Regions from separate parts of the Homo sapiens genome. Here region 2 is linked to region 1. A link is an interaction called in ENCODE POLR2A ChIA-PET data of the cell type or tissue named here. Cell type or tissue: A673. All regions are shown on one strand. Each heading gives the region's core, and the rest is flanking DNA. Links, peaks and the distances in the headings are about the cores only. Region 1 has its middle 17 kb from the start of LINC02422. Region 2 has its middle 5.3 kb from the start of H3-5.

Evidence for each region. Peaks named below come from ENCODE experiments on the same cell type or tissue, not always from the same donor. Only the 100,000 strongest peaks of a DNase experiment are listed, where the experiment ranks them.
Region 2: POLR2A ChIA-PET joins it to region 1 with 8 read pairs; 6 of 35 experiments call an interaction of 5 or more read pairs at or near these places.

What each region holds. Positions count from the first base shown.
Region 1 is chr12:31,867,152-31,872,531 of GRCh38, forward strand. No RefSeq gene overlaps it. Among named protein-coding and RNA genes, the nearest start is that of LINC02422, 17 kb to the right of the region's middle. In A673, for the core only: no CTCF peak of the experiment used is centred there; a DNase peak (open chromatin) is centred at 2,060.
Region 2 is chr12:31,794,942-31,800,262 of GRCh38, forward strand. No RefSeq gene overlaps it. Among named protein-coding and RNA genes, the nearest start is that of H3-5, 5.3 kb to the left of the region's middle. In A673, for the core only: no CTCF peak of the experiment used is centred there; no DNase peak of the experiment used is centred there.

The sequences.
Region 1 (5,380 bases), core at 68-5,067:
ATTGTCGTGGGCACCTGTAATCCCAGCTACTCGGCAGTAGAATTGCTTGAACCCGGGAGGCAGAGGTTGCAGTGAGCTGAGATCATGCCACTGCACTCCAGCCTGGGTGACACAGCGAGACTCCGTCTCAAAAAAACAAAAACAAAAAACTTATTGAAAAGCTGTAGTACTCAAACCTGTGTGGCTGTAGTCTAAGAATTGTCATGTAGATCAATTGAATGGAATTGAGGGTCCAGAAGTAAACCCACATGTTTATGGTCAACATTTTTAAGAAGAGTGCCAGGATCTTCAAATGAGGAAAGATCTCCTGATTGGCTACAAGTAGACCTGCCCTTATTTGGGTATAAACCCATGGAAAGTCCCTAGTTAGAAGTTAATTGACAGTTTCTGGTTGGTTAAGTCTCTAGTTTTGTTTTACTTTTTACATTGGGCCTCAGTTTGCTTACATAGGAACCCAAAAAGCTGAGACTATCTCAGCCTAATGGCCTCCCAGTTAAAATGTTTTGTTTTGTTTTGTTTTGTTTTGTTTTGAGAAAGAGTCTCCCTCTGTCACCCAGGCTGGAGTGCAGTGGCGCAATCTCGGTTCACTGCAACCTCCACCTCCCGAGTTCAAGCAATTCTCCTGCCTCAGCCTCCTGAGTAGCTGGGATTACAGGTGCATGCCACCATGTGTGGCTAATTTTTGTATTTTTAGTAGAGATGGGGTTTCGCCTTGTTGGCCAGGCTGGTCTCAAACTCCTGATTTCAGGTGATCCGCCCACCTTGGCCTCTCAAAGTGCTGAGATTACAGGCATGAGCCACCACGCTCCGCCCCCAGTTAAAATGTTTTTAACGGGCAGTATTAATATCATTCCATTTCACAGCTGAAGAAACTGCCTTAGGCTATGTAACTTAAGATCAAACAGCTGTAAAGGGTGAATCTGGGATGCAAACCCAGCCACTGACTACAGAGCTCTGCTCATCTTTTAGACTATATGGCACTCAACTCACGTCAACTTTTAAATGTGGTTTCTTTCTTTTAGAGCAAATTTTGCAATGAATACATTCTTGTAAAAGCACTTAACTTTACATAAGTGTTTAAAGGAAAACACATAGATATATCCCCAACCTTCTTTTTTCTTTTTTTTTTTTTTTTTGTGGCAGGGTCTTACTTTGTCACCCAGGCTAGAGTGCAGTGGTGTGATCATGGCTCACTGTAGTCTTGACCTCCGGGTGCAAGTGATCCTCCTGCCTTAGCCTCCCGAGTAGCTGGGAGGTGCATGCCACCATGCGTGGCTAATATTTTTTGTAAAGAAGGGGTTTTGCCATGTTGCCCAGGCTGGTCTCGAACTCATGAACTAAAAGCAATCCACTCACCTCAGACTCCTAATAGTGCTAGGATTGCCTGCATGAGCCACTGCTCCCGGCCGCACCCCCCACCTTTGTACAGGGCAAAGACTTTGTTATGTATTCTTCCAGACTTTTACATTTTAGGGAGAAATTTGTGCTTCCATCGAAAACTGCATTTTATAAATTGCATCCTTCCTGGTTATCTGATTCTATGAGAGTTACTTTATAACTCTATAGGTTTGTTAGCAATGCAAAGTAATTAATACTATATTGATAACAAGATACAAGAATTAATGTAAAATAATTCTTATCTATATATATGACAATGGTCTGTTAGGGGGAGGCCAACCCACCTGCCCCACCCCAAGCCAGTTTGCACAATCATTTCTACATTTGTTTACTCCACATAAATTTCTTCTTCTTTGACGCCTTTGAACAGGTTATAACATCTGCCTACTTTTCTCATTTAATTAATACGTTAAGTAAAATCTTTAGCATTTGAGAAGATACAACTATAAATATAGCTATGATTCAGTAATTATGGGTTTCTTACATCACTGCCCATTAGTCCCCTCCAGCCACCAGACCAGACTGATTATTTATGGTTTTGCTTGCTTTGCTTTTGTTTTCTAGGTGGCTATCTCTTAGGAACCCCAGTAGTTTGGACACACACACACACACACACACACACACACAGGCAAGGTCACAGTCAGATCCCTGGCACGTTAATTTGGCCATTTGCCCAGGAGCAGCTGGTAGCAATCCTTGTGTTCCAGCACTTAAATTTCTCCTCTCAGGTTAGGATCTCTGAGAATATAGGAAAGAAAAAAAAAAAGGAGTTTCTCCTAGTCTCTCACTAACAATCAACGTAGAAGACTCCTGTGACCTCTGATCACCAAAATGTGTAGGGGTTTCTTCTCACCAGCAACTAATCAATCAATCCTGACCAGTTGGGTGTCTTCTAAATCAGCTCAGTTCTGACACTATCCACCTGGAGATAGCATCAGATTCCACAGGTTGAGGACTCAATTCCCGAGACTGCCCTGTTTTCCATTCAGATGCCAATTGCAAGCTCCAGGTTGTTTTACCTGTGCTTCTGACTGACCAAGCTATACATCGGGTTTCCCAAAAACCCCTCCTTGGGTTTGATGGATTTGCTACAGCAGCTCACAGAACTCAGAAAAACACTTAACTAACCTTTACTGGTTTATTATAAAGGATATTACGAAGAATAATGATGAACACCAGATGAAGAGATGCATAGGGCATGGGGTGAGGGAAGGGGCATGGAGCTTCCAGGCCCTCTCTGAATACACCACCCTCCAAGAATCTCCATGTGTTCAGTCATCCGAAAAACCTCTGAACACTGATTTTTGGGGTTTTTATGGAGTCTTTGTTACATAAGCATGATTGATTAAACCATTGGCTACTGGTGATCAACTTAACCTTCAGCCCCTGTCCCCTCCCAGGAGGTTGAGGAGTAGGGCTAAAAGTTCGAACCAGCAAATCCTACCTTAGTCTTTCAGGTGACCAGCCCCCATCCTGAAGCCTAGAGGCTGCCAGCCGTAAGTCAATTTATTAGCATACAAAAAGACATTTCTCACTTTGCAGATTTCACAGATTGTAGGAGTTCTTATGCCAGGAAACAGGACAAAGGCCAAATATATATTTCATAATATCACAGTCTCTAATTTCATTGTTCAGCTTCTCCTTCCCATAAGACTGTCAAGCCTCTCCAGAACACAGACTGTGCAGTATTGACCATTCCTTCTACTGTCCCATTTCTTAGCCCTGTCTTAGATACTCCTATCTCTGGGAGAATTTTGCTTGCATACCAGTATGTCTGTTGAAGAGAGCTCTTAATGCTAGGTCTTTTATTTTATTTATTATTTTTTTTTGAGAGGGAGTCTTGATCTGTCGCCCAGGCTGGAGTCCAGTGGCGCAATGTCAGCTCACTTCAAGCTCCGCCTCCCGGGTTCTTGCCATTCTCCTGCCTCAGCCTCCTGAGTAGCTGGGACTACAGGTGCCCGCCACCACACCTGGCTAATTTTTTGTATTTTTAGTAGAGACGGGGTTTCACCGTGTTAGCCAGGATGGTCTCGATCTCCTGACCTCGTGATCCGCCCGCCTCGGCCTCCCAAAGTGCTGGGATTACAGGTGTGAGCCACTGCGCCTGGCCTATTTTATTTTTATTTATTTATTTTTTTGAGACGGAGTCTCGCTCTGTTGCCCAGGCTGGAGGGCAGTGGCGTGATCTCGGCTCACTGCAAGCTCTGCCTTCTGGGTTCACGCCATTCTCTTGCCTCAGCCTCCCAAGTAACTGGGACTACAGGCACCCACCACCACACCCCGCTAATTTTTTTGTGTGTTTTTAGTAGAGACGGGGTTTCACTGTGTTGGCCAGGAAGGTCTCGATCTCCTGACCTCGTGATCTGCCCGCCTCCGCCTCCCAAAGTGCTGGGATTACAGGCGTGAGCCACCGCGCCTGGCCATTTTTTTTTTTTTTTTTTTTGAGACAAAGTCTCATTGTGTTGCCCAGGCTGGAGTGCAGTGGTGCGATCTCGGCTCACTGCAACCTCCTCCTCCCGGGATCAAGTGGTTCTGCCTCAGCCTCCCGAGTAACTGGAATTATAGGCATGCACTACCACACCCAGATAACTTTTGTATTTTTAGTAGAGACAGGGTTTCACCATGTTGGCCAGGCTGGTCTCAAACTTCTGACCTCAAGTGATCCTCCCGCCTCGGCCTCCCAAAGTGCTGGGATTACAGGTGTGAGCCACCAGGCCCGACCAATGCTAGGTCTTTGCAGTGGGTCTCATATCATTCCACGTACACTGAGGCGCACTTGTTGCCAGAGACCAAAAACTTTACTGAGCACCCTTTCACCCCCAGCGCCCACTTGGCTGGGTCTATTTCCAATTCTTTTAGTCTCTGGGGCTGATGAAATGAAGATGGGAGGGTAGGGCAAGAGAAACAAGAAGAGCTAGCCAAGAAGATAGAAAATAATGATTTTCAGCTCACTGCCACCTCCACTTCCCGGGTTCCCGCGATCCTCCCACCACAGTGAAGTGGTGTCATTTGCCTGGGAAAATACCCAAGGTTCATTGTCTCATACCAAGGAAATCGAAGACACGGACACACAAGAGATGAGTAAGAGCAGAGGCTTAATAGGCAAAAGAAAGAGAAAAGAGAATAGCTCCCTCTCCTGCAGAGAGAGGGGTGCCCGAGTGGGTCTTCCAGTTCCATGGTGAGGTGCACGGGTTTTATAGACTGGCTTGAGGAGGCAGTGTCTGATTTACATAGGGCCCAAAGATTGGTTAGACCAGGTGTGACGTTTACATAGCTCACGAAGAAGCTGGCCACCCCACCTTAATCTTTTATTATGCAAATGGGTTTTCTACCTGGCCAGAGCCATGTTGCCTGTTCCTTACTGGACATGTGGTTGACAAAGAAAAGGGAAGATGGAGCTGCCATGTTGAACATGCCTAGCCCCCAGGTAACCTTTTCCTATTGTCACAGCTGCCGGCATTCACCCATGCAAGGTTCCAGCTTGCTTATCTATGTCTGCAGCTCAATTTTACAGGCTGACTTTTTCAAAAAGAAATGACTTGGGGACTGCTTTTCATTAAAAGGAAAACCTTACTGAGGACTTTCTTACCCTCACTATCTGCCTAAATCATTTCTTTTTAACTCCTATATCAATAGCCTCCCAAGTAGCTGGGACTATACGTGTGCGCCACGACACTCAGCTAATATTTGTATTTTTTGTAGAGACAGGGCTTCACCATGTTGCACAGGCTGGTCTTGGAACTCCTGAGCTCAAAGTGATCTGCCTGCCTTGGCCTTTGAAAGTGGTGGGATTACAGGCATGAGACACCATGCCTGGCCTTCAAAAAGTTAATCTAAAAATATATATACATATATCCCAGAAGGAGAAGCAGAAGGGTCAGATAGGTGAGAACCAGGGCTTTGAATATCAGAAAAACCAGGAAGAGATAATATGTCAAGTATGGAGTGATCAATACTCTCAAATGCCGTAAGAGGATTTGTG
Region 2 (5,321 bases), core at 1-5,000, 72 kb before region 1:
TCTATGCTAATGGAGATTCAGACCCTGATCTCTTCACTGCCGTACTATACTGGTAGTTTTCAAATTTAAAAGTCACTGGTTGAATTGTTTGTTTGCAACTTGAAATGTCCTCTCTCATAGAAGTGATACCATGGTCTGAAGCCAGCCTTTTCAGCTGTTATAATCATCCTGAAGCTGCCTAAGTGGAGGAAATAAGGCAGTAATGAAATAAAAGATTGGATTTAAGTGAATGAAAGAAACAGGTTTTGGTAGAGTGACCATATAATTTACTATCCAACCAGGATACTCCGGGGAGTGAAAAGGTGCTATTAATAATTACACCAGGACAATAGGCAGGCATAAACTGAGGCTGTCCTGGACACATCAGGACATATGTTCACTCTAGGTGTCGGTCACATCAGAATGGCTTTGAGCAATTCACCCTAACCTCCTTGAGCCTCAATTTCTTCTTCTTCTTCTTCTTTTCTTTTTTTTTTTTTTGAGACAGGGTCTCATTCTGTCACTCAGGCTAAAGTGCAATGGTGTGATCTCGGCTCACTGCAGCAGCCCCAAACTCCTGGGCTCAAGCAATCCTCCTGCCTCAGTGTCCCTTGTACCTGGGACTAGAATCGCCCCACCAAGCCCAACTAATTAAAAACAATTTTTTTTTTTTGAGATGGAGTCTCGCTCTGTTGCCCAGGCTGGAGTGTGGTGGTGCAATCTTGGCTCACTGCAAGCTCCGCGTCCCGGGTTCATGCCATTCTCCTACCTCAGCCTCCTGCGTAGCTGGGACTACAGGTGCCCGCCACCATGCCCGGCTAGTTTTCTGTATTTTTAGTAGAGACGGGGTTTCACCATGTTAGCCAGGATGGTCTCGATCTCCTGACCTCGTGATCCACCCGCCTCGGCCTCCCAAAGTGCTGGGATTACAGGTGTGAGCCACCGCGCCCGGCCAAAAACATTTTTTTTTTTTGTAGAACTGGAATCTCACCATGTTGCCCATGCTGGTTTCAAACTCCGATCCTCAAATGATCCCATTGCCTCAGCCTCCCAAAGTGCTGGGATTATAAGTGTGGGCCACCGTCTCCAGCCTGAGCCTCAATTTCTTTATTGTGAAATGGGAGGATTGACATTATGGGGTGATTGTGAGAATGACATAAGTCAGAGTCTATTGTGCAAAATTGAATTTGTAAAGTACCATATAAATATACTTTTTCAGATAATAGTTATGACTAATACTGTTACAGGAAAGGTGTCCCAATCCAGACCCCAAGAGAAGGTTCTGGATCCTGCACAAGAAAGAATTTGGGGCGAGTTCATAAAGTAAAGTGAAAGCAAGTTTATTAGAGAAGTAAAAGAATAAAAGAATGGCTACTCCATAGGCAGAGCAGTGGCACGGGATGTTCAACTGAGTACACGTATAGTTATTTCTTGATTATATGTTAAACAAGGGGTGGATCATTCATGAGTTTTCCAGGAAAAGGGCAGGGATTTACCCTAACTGAGGGTTCCTCCCCTTTTAGACCATATAGGGTAACTTCCTAATGTTGCCATGGCGTTTGTAAACTGTCGTGGTGCTGCTGGGAGTGTCTTTGAGTATGCTAATGCATTATAATTAGCGTATAGTGAGCAGTGAGGACAACTAGAGGTCACTTTCATCACCACCTTGGTTTTGGCAGGTTTTGGCTGCCTTCTTTATGGCATTGTTTTATCAGCAGGGTCTTTATGACCTCTATCTTGTCCTGCTGACCTATCTTGTCCTGTGACTAAGAATGCTTAACCTCCTGGGAATGCAGCCCAGTAGGTGTTAGCCTCATTTTACCCAGACCTTATTCAAGATGGAGTCCCTCTGGTTCCAATGCGTCTGACAATACTGCTGCCCTGAGGTGCCTGGTGCTGATTAGACCGCGATCAAGTGCATATTCGCTGTTGATTGATGTTACTCTCCTCTGTGCCACTCTCCCTATGTGGGCAGTCTCTTCTAACTGCGGGAACAGCAAACCAACCAGTGAGAAAGGCCATCGTCATTTCATTCTTTTGTGTGCCAAAGCACACAAACCACTTAGAGAATATTAGAGAATATGTTCTATTTCCTTCCAGAAAAAAAAAACCCACTTTTTTTTTTTTTTTGAGACAGAGTCTGGGTGGAGTGCAGTGGCGCGATCTTGGCTCACTGCACCCTCATCTTCCTGGGCTCAAGCAATCCTCCTACCTTAGCCTCCAGAGTAGCTGGTACTACAGGCACATGCCACCATACCTGGCTAATATTTTTGTATTTTTGGTGAAGATGGTGTTTCGCTGCATTGCCCAGGCTGGTCTACAACGCCTGAGCTCAAGCCATCTGCCTGCCTCTGCCTCCCAAAGTGCTGGGATTATAGGCATGAGCCACCGCGCCTGGACTCACACATTCTGTTTCGATTGAAGTATAAAATGAGTTAGTGTTGGTGAGTAAAACATGAAATTTATAAACCCAAACCCCAATCAGCAAGCTAGTGAGAGAGAGTGCTCAGCATGGGTGCTCAGCACGCAGGAAGTCCTTGAGCACAGGCTCAGCTCACTTTTCACTTACAATTGAAAATCTGCACTCAGGTTATGTCATCTTTGGATACTCCCTCCTCAGACTTCTCCCCAGATCTCTAGGCAAGGGGGCACTAATTAGACCAACGTGCTTTGCAGCCCTTGTTGACTATTTCCCTCACTTGTCGTTATAACATTGCCTTGAGGAGGAGACACTTCTACAGTAACCAGGACATGCCCGGGAAGTCCCATTGTGTGGGGCCCTTTACCCACCTTTTTGGCCAGCTTCCAGTGTTCTTGACTTACTGGAGATCTGGTAGTCTTACGGCCGAAACATAATTCGGTTTTCATTCTCTTATCTCATGTCCGAGAACCAACTATTCAACTTCCTCCCTCACTGCTGACTGGGGCGACTTTTCCATGGAACTAAAAATCCTCCACATACCCGCTCTATATGACCTTGTTCTTTATTTTCCAAGGTTCTTAACCTAATACAGTTATTATTTACAATTCTGTGTAAATCCTTTGTGGGATTTTTTTACATACTATAACCATTCATACATTCAACACATATTTTTTGAGTGTCTAGTATATACAACAGGTGTTGGTCTAGGTCTAGGGCTGTATCAGTGAATGAAACTAAGTCTTTACTGTCAAGGAGTTTACATTTAATTGGGTGACACAAAAACTACAATAGATAGATAATGTGTCTATTATAGAAATGATAATAGGTGTTATGGGAGAAAATTATTATAGTGTAAGGAGGACAGGTAGTCCAGGGGAGGGGTGTGGAAATACTGCTTTACACAAGGGTAGTCTGGGACAGCTCCGCTGTCAAGGTGGTATCTGAATAGAAATGAGAGAGTAAGCCATATGGATATGTGATGAAAGTGTCCCTGGCCGGGCGCGGTGGCTCACGCCTGTAATCCCAGCATTTTAAGAGGCCGAGGCGGGCGGATCACGAGACCATCCTGGCTAACACGGTGAAACCCCGTCTCTACTAAAAATACAAAAAATTAGCCGGGCGTGTTGGCGGGCGCCTGTAGTCCCAGCTACTCGGGAGGCTGAGGCACGAGAATGGCGGAGCTTGCAGTGAGCCGAGATCACGCCACTGCACTCCAGCCTGGGCGACAGCGATACTCCGTCTCAAAAAAACAAAAACAAAAACAAACAAACAAAAAAACGCAAAATTAGCCAGGTGTGGTGTTGTGCGCCTGTAGTCCCAGCTACTCAGGAGGCTGTGGCAGAAGAATTGCTTAAATCCGGGAGGTGGAGGTTGCGGTGAGCCGAGATCGCGACATTGCACTCCAGCCTGGGCAACAAGAGCAAGACTCCGTCCCAAAAATAAAAAAATGAAAATAAATAAAAAGAGACGGCCAGGAGCGGTGGCTTACACATGTAATCCCAGCACTTTGGGTGGCTGAGGCGGGTGGTTCAGCTGAGGTCGAGAGTTTGAGACCAGCCTGACCAACATGGAGAAACCCTGTCTCTACTAAAAATACAAAATTAGCCGGGCGTGGTGGCGCGTGCCTGTAATCCCAGCTACTCTGGAGGCTGAGGCAGGAGAATGGCTTGAACTCGGGAGGCAGAGGTTGCTGTGAGCCAAGATCACACCATTGCACTCCAGCCTGGGCAACAAGAGCAAAACTCCATCTCAATAAATAAATAAATAAATAAATAAATAAATAAATAAATACAATGATATTGCAGAGGCCAAGTGAAGAAAATGTCCATAATCATACTCCAAAATAATAGGCTTCCTTGGCTGGGTGTGGTGGCTCACACCTGTAATCCCAGCACTTTGGGAGGCCAAGGGGGCAGATCACGAGGTCAAGAGATGGAGACCATCCTGGCCAACATGGAGAAACCCCGTCTCTACTAAAAATGCAAAAATTAGCTGTGTGTGGTGGCTTGCATCTGTAGTCCCAGCTACTCAGGAGGCTGAGGCAGGAGAATCGCTTAAACCCAGGAGGCGGAGGTTGCAGTGAGCTGAGATCGTGCCACTGCACTCCAGCCTGGCGACAGAGCAAGACTCTGTCTCAAAAAAAAAAAAAAAAAGCCTTCCTTTTTTATTTTGTCACATGATATTAATTTACTTGCATATCTCCTTCACTAGACTGTTGGATTTTGTGGCCTGGGAATATATCACATCCATTACTCATCTCTAGGGCTTATGCTTAGCTCAGTGCCTGACACGTTAGACTTTTCTCCTTTTTTTTTTTTTTCAGATGGAGTCTTGCTCTGTCACCCAGGCTGGAGTGCAGTGGCACTATCTTGGCTCACTGCAACCTCTGCCTCCAGGGCTCAAGCAATTCTCCTGCCTCAGCCTCCAGATTAGCTGGGATTACAGGCGCCCACCACCAGGCCCAACTAATTTTTGTATTTTATTTTATTATTTTATTTATTTATTTTTGAGATAGGGTCTCACTTTGTCACCCAGGCTGGAGTGCAGTGGCGTGATCTTGGCTCACTGCAACCTCTGCCTCCCGGGTTCAAGCGATTCTCCTGCCTCAGCCTCCCAAGTAGCTGGGATTACAGGTGCCTGCCACCATGCCCGGCTAATTTTTGTATTTTTAGTAGAGACAGGGTTTCTCCATGTTGTCCAGGCTGGTCTCAAACTCCTGACCTCAGGTGAGCCACCCGCCTTGGCCTCCCAAAGTGCTGGGATTACAGGGGTAAGCCACTGCACCCAGCCTAATTTTTGTATTTTAGTTAAGACCGGGTTTCACCATGTTGGCCAGGCTTGTCTGGAACTCCTGGCCTCAAGTGTTCTGCCTGCCTCGGCCTCTCAAATTGCTGGAATTACAGATGTGAGCCACAGCATC